Regions from separate parts of the Mus musculus genome. Here region 1 is linked to region 2. The links are chromatin loops, found by intact Hi-C in ENCODE. Cell type or tissue: left cerebral cortex. All regions are shown on one strand.

Region 1 (2,500 bases), 250 kb after region 2:
TCTCTTCTCTTCTCTTCTCTTCTCTTCTCTTCTTCTCTTCTCTTTTCTTCTCTTCTTTTCCTTTGTTTTTTTTTTTTTTTTAAAGTATCTGTATTCTGGAATTTTCTTGTCATGGTAAACTTCTTAGTTTTGATGTTTAGTCTTGCTAAAGACTTTCTTTGATAATGTATTTATATAGTAGTAGGTCATGCATTTAATTTGAGAAAATAGCTTGTATTGTTTAGTACACCTAACAGTAAATGCTTTCGTTAGGTGCCCGTTCCTGTGTTTCTGCCTGCTCCATTGGACAGCAGTGAGAAGATTCCTGCCACAGTTGAGGACCTCAAAAGCAAAGTTTCTTCAGATCCTCTTGATTCAGAATTGCTTACGATGACAGATATGATGACTGAAGAGGAGGGGAAAGCAGAGGCATCCAACATCAATAGTGAGCTATACTATTCAGTTTGTCGCTAAGAGGTGTGGGGGGATGGGTCCTATGTATTGTCATTATTATGGTACTTAAAGGCATATCCTGTAGCAATACTTAATAAGATGGTAGGAGAAAGGATTATAGCAGAAATATTTTATATTAATAAATACACACTTTGGCTCAGGGTTAAGAGTACTTGATCTTGCAGAAGACCTAGGTTTGGCTTCCAACACCCACAAGTTTATATCTTCCTTTAATTCCAGTTCCAGAGGCTCCAGTGTCCTCTTCTGGCATTCACAGGCATGAGACATGCAAGTGGTGCACAAATATACATATATGTACAACTCTTGTACACATAAAACAACAAAAAATTTTTATAAAGAGAAATATAAACTCCACTTTGAACTATGTATGCTCTAATGCTAAGCTTGATCTCTAGTGGAATAATTTGTTTTATTTTGAGGTGGAGATTTTGTATGTGTCCTGGGCAGTAAACTCTTGGCCTCAAGACAAGGTCTTCCAGCCTCCTCTCCTGAAGTAGGTACGGTTGCCACCAACCACACTTGCTTGTGTTTTCAAAAAAATCAAACAAAAGGTTTTTTGTTTTGTTTTGTTTTGTTTTTTAAAGATTTATTTATGTGTTTGAGAGTTGCACATGGGTATGTCTGGTCCTTGTGGAGCTTAGAAGATAGTGTTATATCCATTGGAAATGGAGTTACAGATGACTGTGAGCCACCCCGTAAGGCCTGGAAACCGAATTTAGGTCCTTTGCAAGAGCAGCTATTGCTTCTAATTCACTCACCCCCCCCCCCCTTTTTTTTAAAAAATAGGATTTGAATTCAGTTCAGTTATTTTTCGTAGTAGATTTCTAAGATATTGTTTTGTGATAGATATTCCCAGTGATTATTTTTTTTACTAATCAAATAATTTGCTTTATCTAAACCATAATTTATCCTGTTTTCTCTTAGGACACTGTTGCTGCATAGTGGCATGATTTAATATGAGTGTTTTTTTTTTTTTTTTTTTTTTGGACATTTATTCCTACCTGTAGCCTTCTGGTAATACTTAGAATCCATTTTTAGTCCTGAAATGCCTGATTCCCTTTATACGAGACAATTGTAGTAGTTGTTTTACAGTGTTCTCAGAGGTTGTAGTGGATTGTAATTAGTACTATGGGTTTGTTGTTGGTTTTTTTTTTTGTTTTTTTTTGTTTTTTGTTTTTTTTAGATAGGGTTTCTTCGTGTAGCCTTAGCTATCCTGGAACTAGTGCTGTAGTAGACTAGGGTGGCCTTGAACTCACAGAGATCCACTTGTTTCTACTTCCCAAGTGCTGGGATTAGAGGTATGTGCTACCACCCCCCAGCTTGGTGTTTGCTTTTAATTTAAAATAGAATATAGACACCCACTTGGTCTCTGTGCTCAGGTTTTGGAGGGTGAGTTCTAGGTGTATCTAATATATTACAAAATAATACCCCATGGGAAAAAGAATGAGAAGCCATGTCATGAATTCTTCATAGAAAAGTTATCTTGTGAACACCTTTATTTCCTAATTGTATAATTTGTCTTATTTTTCTTTCTGGAGACCTTTTGTCACTGTAGTATATGTTGGATAGAATGCATATAACTGTGCAAAACAACACGGTAGTTATTAACAAGCATAGCCTGAGTCTGCGGAAACTTGCTCAGAATTCAAAAAGACTGTTTGAAAATCAGTTATTTACCTCCGTAAGTTTTTTTTTTTTGGATAAAGAATTGTTTTTATGAATATCGACTTGAGGAAATGACTCCCTCAGAGAAGTGCCTGCCATGCAAGCGTGAAAACCTGAATGTGGATCCTCAGAACCTATTTAAAAGATTAGGCACAGTGGCTTTTGCCCATAACCTTAGTGTGGATGACAGGGTAGAGTAAGGAGGGAAGGTGCACCCAGTAAACAAAGAAAAAACACAGGACGTCAGCCTTTGGTGTCACCTGCATCCCTGTCTACGTGGAAGGACTTAGGACACACTGGCGAGTAGTGTGTGTGTCTCTCATTCTCACACACACGCGCGGACACATACAGATACTCTAACATAGGAGTTGTTTTGCTGTTA
Region 2 (2,500 bases):
CAGCCACCTGCATGGAGTTGAATCTGTGAGTCTTTTTCCTTGTTACAAAACAGCTAGAAGGAAGGTCTTGTCTTTTAAGGAAATCTTGGGACTAAATTTGTTTGTTTTTTTCTTCTCCATTAATTTACTCACTTTTGTTTCCTGTTTTTTAATAGAACTTTTTAACAACTGTAGCTATTCTTTTGGAAGCTGGAGCTTTTGTGAATGTTCAGCAAAGCAATGGTGAGACTGCGCTCATGAAAGTAAGTCAAGTTTCACAGTGGCTATGTATGTGGGTGCTGCAGACTGGGAAAGGCAGAGAGACAAAGCCATCTCTGGAAGTCAGGATCTCCCATAGAATAGAAGTGGGTCATCAAAGCAGGAGAGTATGGTAGATCAGTGATGTATGGGACATGCTCAGTCTAAGGGACCCAGCAAGAGTCATGGGAGCTGGGGGTTGTAGGTGCTGAGTCAGCAGGAGTTGGGGAGATGCAAGGAACTGCAAGTGTTTCAGTGAATGATAACTCTATGCTACAAGTAGAAGGCACTGGAAAGAGGCAGACAGATCCAAGATTGCACAATGTGCAGTTTACAGATGTCTTGGGTGGTTTCTAGCCACGTGGATGCTTATATCTCAAAGCAGAAGGAAGAGTTTGTCTGCTAAGCTAGACAGAGAGAGGCTTTTCTAGTATCAATTAATACATCTAGTGCCAGTTCAGAAATTTATATCAGAGGTCCATACACATTAGGTGAATGCCTTAATGACTTTGTCTAGCATGAGTCAGGTCACGTGCAAAAGGTGTAGTGACAATACAATCAAGGTCACTGTAGTCACATGAATAGGTTTAGACACCCGAGAGGAGGAGAGGATTATATGCTCTCATTATTTTGTATTTTGTAACTCCATCTCCTGTGGAATTATGTTTTGAGTTGAAGGTTATTGAGTTTGTGCTGTTCCCAACCACCCTTCTTGTATCTTTGAATGGTAGGTTGCAAGTTCCTCACTAGCCTCAGCCTAGAGTGACTCATTCCTCTCTCTGCAGGAGTTCTAGGTTTCTGCTTCATAGTGCTGCTGTGACTCAGCAGATCCAGTTGTCCGTAGCTGGCTCTGTCTTATTTCTTCCCTGAGGTACAGCTTTGCATAAGCTGTGATCTGAGCTGGGATTTCTCTGCAATGCCAAGTTCTCTCCTGTCAGGTGTGAGCAGTGCATTGGATTGCAGTACAGCCCCAGGCTTGTCCTGAACCTTGTGTTCTATAATCTGCATCTTTCTCCTGGGCCTCCTATCAGACCCTTAAGGCCTAAGCCTTGATCATTGCTTTGTGATTCCTCACTATGACTGATTTGGGTTTGTGTAAATAGTCTTTTATTCAGGAGTCTAAGCTTACGTGGTCTTTCTGTGTGTGTGTGTGTCTGCCTGTTATTATCACGTAAGTACACCAAGGTGGCACTCAGTAATGTCTTACTGAGAACCTGCTAGACGGCAGGCACACCTCAGTAGAAGAAAGAGCACGGGAGCAGAGAGGGGCAGGGGTATGCTAGCGTTTTCTACAGGACCATCCAGGGTTGGGAGTATTCTAAGGGCACTTGGAGAAGTTCCCAGATTAAAGGGTGGGTTTGTTCTAATGCTCCTTAGTTCACTACGGAGTGCATTTGGGAAAAGACAAGCAGTTTGTAGACCTGGAAGGAGGTTCCTGAAATAAGTGATATTAGTAATATTAGTCTGAACCTACATTTCCAGAGTTAGGGAGCTCTGGCACTGGGCATCAGCTGTGAGAACCATTGAAAGGTGAAAGGCAGTTGGAACCATGAAGGCCTAAAGAACCTGGAGAGGGTGTCCTAGCAGGTACCCTGGGCACTGAGCTGTTCCTCACAGCAGCCTCTAGTTTACTACTTCACAACTGTCTGTTGCCAGTGCTTGCTAATGCCTGTTCCCAGGTTTCTTCCCTTTCATTTATGAGGCTTTGTCCTCTTTCACCAAGAGCTGCTGCCAGACCCGTGTGGAGAAACTAAAGTTACTATGGTTTACAATGCCACTCCTCTTTCCTGCCCTAGGCATGCAAAAGAGGAAATTCGGACATTGTCCGCCTTGTGATTGAATGTGGAGCTGACTGCAACATTTTGTCAAAGCACCAAAATAGTGCATTGTACTTTGCAAAGCAGTGTAATAATGTGCTTGTATATGAACTGCTGAAGAGCCACTTGGAGACGTAAGTGTCAGGCGAACGAACGTACCATGGTTAAGTCAGAGTGGGAAAAATTTATTGAACACATCATATTTGGAATGGTTTGTGTAGGAAATGTTCAGAAAAGATGATCTGCAGGGATTCTCTCTTCAGTAGATTATGAATTTAGTAAGTGGCATATATATTACTTCCATATGAGTTACCAAAATCTTAGAAAACCCAGGGAAATCTTAAAATGTTAGTCTAGGACTGGAGATGTAGCTCAGTTGGAAAAGAGCTTACCTAGAATGTACACAGTCCTGGGGTAGACCAAAGCCAAGCCTATAATAGCAGTAC

The links. A loop is a pair of places that touch in the nucleus more often than their neighbours do. Peaks named below come from ENCODE experiments on the same cell type or tissue, not always from the same donor. Only the 100,000 strongest peaks of a DNase experiment are listed, where the experiment ranks them.
Region 1: a loop joins it to region 2, with 2.7 times the contacts of the local background. A loop is called at or near these places in 6 of 42 quality-filtered maps.

The regions. Positions count from the first base shown.
Region 1 is chr14:56,943,814-56,946,313 of GRCm38, forward strand. It overlaps Zmym2 (zinc finger, MYM-type 2), which reads left to right. Exons shown (of 25, transcript NM_029498.4): 17 at 253-424. Among named protein-coding and RNA genes, the nearest start is that of Gm36789, 56 kb to the right of the region's middle. In left cerebral cortex, no CTCF peak of the experiment used is centred here; no DNase peak of the experiment used is centred here.
Region 2 is chr14:56,688,874-56,691,373 of GRCm38, forward strand. Mphosph8 (M-phase phosphoprotein 8) reads left to right here. Exons shown (of 14, transcript NM_023773.2): 9 at 156-242; 10 at 2,034-2,188. Among named protein-coding and RNA genes, the nearest start is that of Gm16973, 11 kb to the right of the region's middle. In left cerebral cortex, no CTCF peak of the experiment used is centred here; a DNase peak (open chromatin) is centred at 1,046.